Linked DNA regions of Homo sapiens: region 2 is linked to region 1. Evidence: read pairs that join two places in POLR2A ChIA-PET (ENCODE). Cell type or tissue: A673. All regions are shown on one strand. Each heading gives the region's core, and the rest is flanking DNA. Links, peaks and the distances in the headings are about the cores only.

Region 1 (4,393 bases), core at 86-4,085:
TAATCCCAGCATTTTGGGAGGCTGAGACAGGAGGATGGCTTGAGGCTAGGAGATTGAGACCAGCCTGGGCAACATAGCGAGACCCCCATCTGCACACACACAAAAATAACAAAATTAGCCAGGCACAGTGGCATGCAGCTGTAGTCACAGCTACTTGGGAGGCTGAGGTGGGAGGACTGCTTGAGCTTAGGAGTTTGAGGCTGCAAGGAGCCATGATTGCATACCACTGCTCTCTGACCTGGGTGACATAGCAAGATCGTGTCTCTAAAATAAAATATATATATATTTTTGAGATGTTGTTTTGCTCTTGTCTCCCAGGCTGGAGTACAATGGTGCGATCTCTGCTCACTGCAACCTCTCCCTCCAGGGTTAAACAATTCTCCTGCCTCAGCCTCCCTAGTAGCTGGGATCACAGGCATCCACCACCACGCATGGCTAATTTTTGTATTTTTAGTAGAGACAGGGTTTCCCCATGTTAGCCAGGCTGGTCTCAAACTCCTGACCTTAGGTGATCTGCCCGCCTTGGCCTTGCAAACTGTTGGGATTACAGGCGTGAGCCACCATGCCCGGCCAAAATAAAATGTTAAGACGTTTGCAGCTGAATTTTTTGCAGCTAAAATGTATATAGCTAATATCTTGCAGCTAAATATTCAAGTACCCAAAGGGTAGTTTAAGAACACTTTACCTGCTGGTGTGGTGGCTCACACCTGTAATCCCAGCACTTTGGGAGGCTGAGGCAGGCGGATGACCTGAGGTCAGGAGTTCGAGACCAGCCTGGCCAACATGATGAAACCCCGTCTCTACTAAAAATGCAAAAATTAGCCAGGCTTGGTGGCGCGTGCCTGTAGTCCCAGCTACTCGGGAGGCTGAGGCAGGAGAATCGCTTGAAACTGGGAGGTGGAGGTTGTGGTGAGCTGAGATCACGCCACTGTACTACAGCCTGGGCAACAGAGCGAGACTCTGTCTTTAAAAAAAAAAAAAAAAAAAAAAGGAACACTTTAAATCTTGGACATAATTCTAACTCAGCAGCATAGCTGTTGCTTGATGAAAAACCAACCATGTAGGCCAGCCATTTTAAAGACATTTCTGTCCTCACCTGGAATGGGAAAAAAAAGCATTTCTGTAAGAAGTTTCTATTTTAGAAAACAGGCAACAGTGTATTCCCATTGTAGTAAACCCTGAAACTTCCTTGTTGCTTTGCTGCTTCTTGGGAGCCCCTTATCATCCCACCCACATAGTTTTTTTTCATTCTCTTTTTCATACTGGTGGACCTGGTTCCAGGAGTGGAAGAGACTAGGAGTCGAGCAGCTGCGGCTCAGCACAGTAGACATGACTGGGATCCCCACCTTGGACAACCTCCAGAAGGGAGTCCAATTTGCTCTCAAGTACCAGTCGCTGGGCCAGTGTGTTTACGTGCATTGTAAGGCTGGGCGCTCCAGGAGTGCCACTATGGTGGCAGCATACCTGATTCAGGTACCAAAGTTCTTTCTGGGCTGGGCATCGTGGTACACACTTATGATCCCAGCACTTTGGGAGGCTTGAGATGGGAGGATGGCTTGAGCCCAGGAGTTTGAGACCAGCCTGGGCAACATGGCAAAACCGTCTCTACAAAAAATACAACAAGTTAGCTCAGTGTGGTGGTGTGCACCTGTAGTCCCAGCTACTTGGGAGGCTGAGATGGATCACCGGAGCCCAGTAGGTAGAGGCTGCAGTGAGCCGTGATTTGTGCCACTGCACTGCAGCATAGCCAACAGAGTGAAACTGTCTCAAAAAAAAAAAAAAAAAAAAAAAGTCTTTCTGGTCCCATTTATAGCAGATTTCCAGAACTTCAATAGCATGGTCTACTGGTGGGCCTTGTTGGAAGGAGCTGTGTGCTTGATTTCAGGCTGTTGGGAGGTGGTTTGGTATGATGGAAAGCACCTGAGCCTTGTGACAGGGTAACCTGGGGCTCTGCTGCCTGCCAGTGAGGATCAGCAAAAGTGACTTCTGCCTTATGCAACATGTTTTCTCAAACTAAATGTATTATGAAGTTTAAATAAGAAATTACATCAAGTGCTGGCCTATAGCGGGCACTCTAAAAACGGAGTTGCAAAAGCCATTCAACCCCAGCAAAAGGCTAGACACTTGTTCTAATACCATGTCAGGAAACAATATCATAGATAATAGTGCTGATCATTTTCAGCTTTATAGTACTCAAGTTTCTTCAAGTATTCCAGAGTAAAGTTCTGGATATTAGTTTCTGGAAACAGGCTCCAAACTGGATTCTGCCTATTAATGTGTCATAATTGGCAGGTGGGATGCTTTAAAAATATTTAGGAGAAACAAATACCCTGTAGTCCATCATCATTTTGTAACCTAAGTTACAAAATGTCTGGCTCCCACAGAGCATTTTCTAAGTCATGTGAATAGCTAAGTCTGGCCTTGTGTTACTGTGGACTAGTGTGTATATAGTTGAGTAATATTAAAATTTTGGTCATAAGGGCTCTGCTGGAAGCAGGGTCTCAGGAGGGTATTTTGCACCAAGTGAGAATTGAACTAGCAAGTTAGAAATCTGTATTTTCTTGGTTCTGTTGAGTTCTAAACCAATGAGTATCCTTAGGACATGTTAACCCTCCTATTTAAATTATGAGTTACTTGTTTTTCTAGCCATGGTGACAAGTTGCATAAAAACATCTATTGCATACTCGTTCCTAGAAATTCTTGTAACCAAAAGCCCAGCTCGGAGAGGACGTGGAGTAGGCTGAGGCAGTCTTGAACTTAGGATCTCAGCTTCCCATGTGCAACTTCCTTTTTCTAGGATTTGGCAGAGCAAGAATTGGGTAGAAAGACTGACTTTCCACCTGACCTGTTGCATAGTATTGTGAGACTGGCTGACTGCAGTGGTTACAGTACTCTCCCATTTATAATACAAGCAGCATGATTTTTAATGCCTGCAAAATAGAGTTTCCAAAGAAATGAAATCTCAGAGTCCTTTAGCACCTGCTCATGGGTCAAGGGCACCTTGACACCTGCTTCTTTCTTTCTCTGCTGATTTCCCAACCCTGTACTTCAGGTGCACAAATGGAGTCCAGAGGAGGCTGTAAGAGCCATCGCCAAGATCCGGTCATACATCCACATCAGGCCTGGCCAGCTGGATGTTCTTAAAGAGTTCCACAAGCAGATTACTGCACGGGCAACAAAGGATGGGACTTTTGTCATTTCAAAGACATGATGTATGGGGATTAGAAAGAACTCAAGACACTCCTGCTTGATACAGAACAAAAAGAGCTTAACAGGACCAACAGGGCTTAAGCCCAGACTTGACGTAACAGAAATGTGCCAATAGGTAATAGGTAATTTTTCTTTCTCTGACTTGTTTTGTTTTCTTGAAATAACACTGTTGTGTGGCTAGAAAGGAAAAGATTTAGTGTGGCTTGTATTCATGGGATACAGGACAGGGATGGGGCTATCATCTTTTCTTGAATAGGGCTAAAGAAGTATTTTAACAAAAATCTATTATGTACCTAATATTGTGCCTAATAATATTTAGCACCACAACTCAAAAAACATTTAGCACTTGAAAAAAGGAGACTCACCTCTGGCTCTTTGCCACTGTCAGAATCTGAATCTCACTGGCCCTGTGGAGTAGGGATCCTATCTGGAGAAGTGGGAGCATGGGCTGCAGTCAGGACTGCTGCAGACTGAGCCATGTGATGGTACGTAATGAGTTCCCCTGAGGGAATGAAACACCCTCACCCCTTCAAAGTCACCCCTTTGGAATTCAACACAGACACACATATCCCTTCAAAAACTTTTATTTGTATCAACAGTTCCTAGCTCTTGACTTAGCTTAGAGCTTTTAAAAGAGCAGACACCTTATATATTTGAGATTGAAAAAGTTTCTGCTATTAATCAGAAATAATCATTTCTATTTTCTGGCTTACCCCTTGGAATAAGCCAAAAATAAAACCAAAGTTACATTTCCTGACAGATGGATAAGAAAACAATAGAAGGAACATCCTGAATTCTAGAGTTGACTCTTGCTGGTGAAGTACACCTTCAGCTTAGTCCATTCTCCTAAGTAAAGCCTGAAGGAAAACTCTTAACACCTAATTCTTTGTGGAAAAATGATCAACTAGCCATTTCACAGGCTATAGAACAAAAGTACAATTGGGCATCTTTCCTTATGTCCTGGGATCAGGGGTGCTTACATTTAACATTGATCAGGTAAAGAGGAGAGGCTGTGCCTAAGGTCTGAGAAAAGGCTTGCTCTAAGCAAGCTGTGGTGAGGCACAGGATGACTAGGGAATGGCAGAGAACAGGCTGGCCTACTGTCAGTTCAAGCAACCAGCTGAGCAGCAGCAGTCTAAAAAGCCCCAAACAGAACACCTCCATGGATTCAGGGAAGGGCTGA
Region 2 (4,393 bases), core at 134-4,133, 58 kb before region 1:
GCACCACCACGCCCGGCTAATTTTTGTATTTTTTGTAGAGAAGGGGTTTTGCCATGTTGCCCAGGCTGGTCTTGAACTCCTGGGCTCAAGCGATCCACCCCCTCTTGGCCTCACAAAGTGCTGGGATTACAGGTGCAAGCCCCCGCATCTGGCCAACTCACTCTTAACTAACAACTGTTAGTAAGCAACCTTAAAATTCCTTGAAAAACTTCCTTGATATAAGACAGGGAGCTAATAAAGAATTTAGCCAGGAAGAAAAAGAATTTAGCTGGGTACAGTGGCTCATACCTATAATCCCAACACTCTGGGAAGCTCAAGTGAGAGGACTGCATGAGCCCACAAGTTTGAGACCAGCCTGGGCAACATCATGAAACCCTGTTGCTACCCAAAAAGAAAAAAAAAAATTAGATGGGTGTGGTGACATGTGTCTGTAGTCCCAGCTACTTGGAAGGCTGAGGTGGGAGGATTGCTTGAGCCCAGAGGTCGAGGCTGCAGTGAGCTGTGATGGCACCACTGCACTCCAGCCTAGGCAACAGAGCAAGATCGTCTCAAAAACCAAAACAAAAAAATAATCTAACTACTATCCAGATTAGAGGTTTTTAAACGATCTTAAAAGCAGAACTGTTTTTCTCCTAAACATGAAAGTCAGGCTGTTCAGGTCAAAGATAGAGGAGGGAGAGGCAGGCCCCAACTGTCAGTCTCTCTTGGCCCTCAGGATAACCTCTTGGGAAATATGAGAACTAGATGAAATAATTCAAACAATAGATAATTCATCAATATTATATCTGGCTTTGACATAAATGGTTTTTTGAACAATAAATTTTTCTATCTTTAGAATCAATGTATTTAACATACCATCAGTGCTAATAAATGTGCATCTTCAAATTGATGGAATATGGCATTTAAAGTTTGTAAACCCTTATCACCTAAAAGTAAAGAGAAATGTCTAGACATTTGTAAAGTGGCAATAAGTACGAGCTAACATTTTTTGAGCATTTACCATACACTATGACCTGTTTTGGGTGCTTTACATTTAATCCTCATACGTACGCTATCTCCATTTTGCAGATGAGAAAAGATACAGAGATGAAATGACTCCCTCAAGATCACAGAGATCCGGGCTAAGAAGGCTGCTTCAGGTTAAAAATTGTCTCCAAGGAAGCTCATGCACATAACCCACAGAAAGTCTGTTTAAATGCTAAGGGCCATAAAGTTGAGTCTGACTTTTTTTTTGAGACAGAGTCTCTCTCTCTTTTCCAGGCTGAAGTGAAGTGGCATGATCTCGACTCACTGCAACCTCTGCCTCCCGGGTTCAAGTGCTTCTTGTGCCTCAGCCTCCCAAGCAGCTAGGACTACAGGCACAAGCCATCATGCCCAGCTAATGTTTTGTATTTTCAGCAGAAACAGGGTTTCCCCATGTTGCCAAAGCTGGTCTTGAACTCCTGAGTTTAGGCAATCCACCCTCCTTGGCCTCCCAGAGTAAGCTAGGATTACAGGAGTGAGCCACTGTGCCCGGTTTTTTGTTTTGTTTTGTTTTGAGATGGAGTCCCGCTCTGTTTCCCAGGCTGGAGTGCGGTGGCATGATCTCTGCTTACTGCAACCTCCGCCTCCCAGGTTCAAACGATTCTCCTGCCTCAACCTCCTGAGTAGCTGGGACTACAGGCACTGGCCACCAAGCCTGGCTAATTTTTTTGTATTTTTAGTAGAGACAGGTTTTCACTGTATTAGCCAGGATAGTCCTGATCTCCTGACCTCATGATCCACCTGCCTTGGCCTCCCAAAGTGCTGGAATTACAGGCATGAGCCACCGTGCCCAGAATTTTTTTTTTTTTTTTTTTTTTAGAGATGAGGGATCACTCTGCCCAGCTAATTTTTTTTGTATTTTTAGTAGAGACAGAGTCTGGCCATGTTAGCCAGGGTGGTCTCGAACTCCTGACCTCAAATGATCTGCCTGCCTCAGCCTCCCGAAATGTTGGGATTACAGATGTGAGCCTCCGCACCCTGCCCAAACTTTTAACTGGAAAAGAGAAAAAAGACAAATAATAGAAATAACTTGGGAAAAGTATATTCTCTTTAAAGTATTACTTTTTGGTCAGCTTGCAATGCCCTTTACTTCTTTCTTCCTGTTACATGCCTAGCTCAATAAGTAAGTTAGGCCCCCTGCTTTGGAAAACTCCATGTTCACCTACTCTCATGCTCCAGAGAGCCAAGTAAACAGATAAAAGGATCAAGCGGGAAGCAGACCTCTCAGGAGCTGGAGGCCTGTAAGCCCAACAATGCTTTAGGCTAAACAGACTAAACTTTATGCTAAACCGTGTGAAAATGGACAAGTGAGATTTCCTGAAAACAAAATCCACAGCTTTCATCAGATTCTATAAGGGGTTCACAACCATTCTTAGAATGGTCCCCTCTTGGACTTCCAATCCCTAGAGGATGGGACTAGATTAATCTAGACTAACACTAGGTCATCTAAAACTATAATTGTATTTTCTCTAAACAAGTTTTTAAACAGCTATCTAGTTTAGTCCACATCACATACAATTCACCTCATTTAAAATGTTGTTAGTGATTTTAATCTCATTTCAAAATGTTGTTAGTGAACTATGTTTCAACTTTCTCATTTATATTCATATCCACAGAACACCTGAATAAAAGTAACACATATCAGACCTTCAATTGTTGAACTTAATTCCCCAGTTTATCTGGTGTAATTTGTAAAGTTTCTATGAACTTTCCTGAATTGAGACATACTTGCACTTCCTAGTTTTTTGGGGGTTTTCCCCCCTGAAATTGCAGGTACTGTAAAAGCAACATGTGGGCAGCACCCCCTCTTTTTTTTTTTTTGAGACAGAGTCTCGCTCTGTCACCCAGGCTGGAGTGCAGTGGCGTGATCTCAGCTCACTGCAAGCTCCGCCTCTCGGGTGCATGCCATTCTCCTGCCTCAGCCTTCCGAGTAGCTGGGACTACAGGCACCCGCCACCACGCCTAATTTTTTGTATTTTTAGTAGAGATGGGGTTTCACCATGTTAGCCAGGATGGTCTCGATCTCCTGACCTCGTGATCCGCCCACCTCGGCCTCCCAAAGTGCTAGGATTACAGGCGTGAGCCACTGCGCCCGGCCACCCTCTTTTTTTTTTTTTAAACAAAATATTTCATAAGTATTCCTTCCTGTTTTAATTTTTCCATTTCCCCAACTTTAATTAATTATACTTACAACCATATTTTGGTTTATCTTCTACCAGGATTTCTTCCATGCATACAATAAAATGTACAAACACTCAAATACACAAAATTTTCCTTTTTTTTTTCCCCCCAGATGGAGTCTTGTTCTGTTGTCCAGGCTGGAGTGCAGTGGCATGATCTCAGCTCACTGCAGCCTCTGCCTCCCGGGTTCAAGCAATTCTCCTGCCTCAGCCTCCCAAGTAGCTGGGACTACAGGCGTGCACCACCACACCCAGCTAATTTTTGTATTTTTTAGTACAGACAGGGTTTCGACATGTTGGCCAGGCTGGAACTCCTGACCTCAAGTGATGGGCTCACCTTGGCCTCCCAAAGTACTGGGATTACAGGCATGAGCCACCATGTCTGGCCTCAAATACACAGAATTTTCAAATTCAATATTATACTAAGTATAATACTGCACAACCTACTTTTTTGCACCTAACAATGATAAACATTTTCTCGTAAGCAGCCATTATTAAAGGATCAGAGCCACAAATGGCCTAAAGCTTGACTCTGCCAATAGCATCCTTGCATATTCACAACCAATAAATAGAACTACCTCCCTAATCTAGCTCACCTCCCATTTAGTTATATGATCTTTCCATGAGTATATAAGCACCTAAACCAGAGGTCGTCTCACCTGAGAGACACCCTATTTTAGAGGCACTCAGATGAGGCAAACAGAGCATGCAAAAAACATTTTTAAAAATCTCTTTTTGGCCAGGCATGATGGCTCATGCCTGTAATCCCAGCACTTTGGGAGGCCAAGGCAGGAACATCTCTAGCACCCAGGAGTTTGAGACCAGCCTCGGCAACATAGCAAGACCCTATCTCTACAAAAAAAAAAAAAAAAAAAATCAGACAGGCATGGCAGTGCACGCCTGTAGCCCTAATTTGGATGCTGAGGTAGGAAGATTGCTTGAGTCCAGAAATTTGAGGCTGCAGTGAGCCATGATCGTGCCACTGCACTCCAGTCTGGCTGACAGAGCAAGACCTTGTTTCAAAAAATAAAATAATTTAAAAAATCTCTTTTCCTATTTCCTCCCCAAATGCCCACACACTGGGTGTAACTCTCAAATCCCCCGTATTTCCTCTCTGCTCCCCAAACAGCTTCCTACTGTGGTGAGAGCTGGGAGGTGGGAGGAGGAATCTAATTCTTTCTATAGTTCCT

The links. Peaks named below come from ENCODE experiments on the same cell type or tissue, not always from the same donor. Only the 100,000 strongest peaks of a DNase experiment are listed, where the experiment ranks them.
Region 2: POLR2A ChIA-PET joins it to region 1 with 6 read pairs; 19 of 35 experiments call an interaction of 5 or more read pairs at or near these places.

What each region holds. Positions count from the first base shown.
Region 1 is chr11:47,568,419-47,572,811 of GRCh38, forward strand. PTPMT1 (protein tyrosine phosphatase mitochondrial 1) reads left to right here. Exons shown (of 4, transcript NM_175732.3): 3 at 1,282-1,473; 4 at 3,053-4,393. The coding sequence ends at 3,211. KBTBD4 (kelch repeat and BTB domain containing 4) reads right to left here. Exons shown (of 4, transcript NM_018095.6): 4 at 3,779-4,393. Among named protein-coding and RNA genes, the nearest start is that of PTPMT1, 5.0 kb to the left of the region's middle. In A673, for the core only: no CTCF peak of the experiment used is centred there; no DNase peak of the experiment used is centred there.
Region 2 is chr11:47,510,634-47,515,026 of GRCh38, forward strand. The region is part of intron 1 of CELF1 (CUGBP Elav-like family member 1); the gene reads right to left. Among named protein-coding and RNA genes, the nearest start is that of CELF1, 40 kb to the right of the region's middle. RefSeq lists an enhancer at 1-492 and a silencer at 2,927-3,066. In A673, for the core only: no CTCF peak of the experiment used is centred there; no DNase peak of the experiment used is centred there; H3K27ac peaks cover 1,522 bases.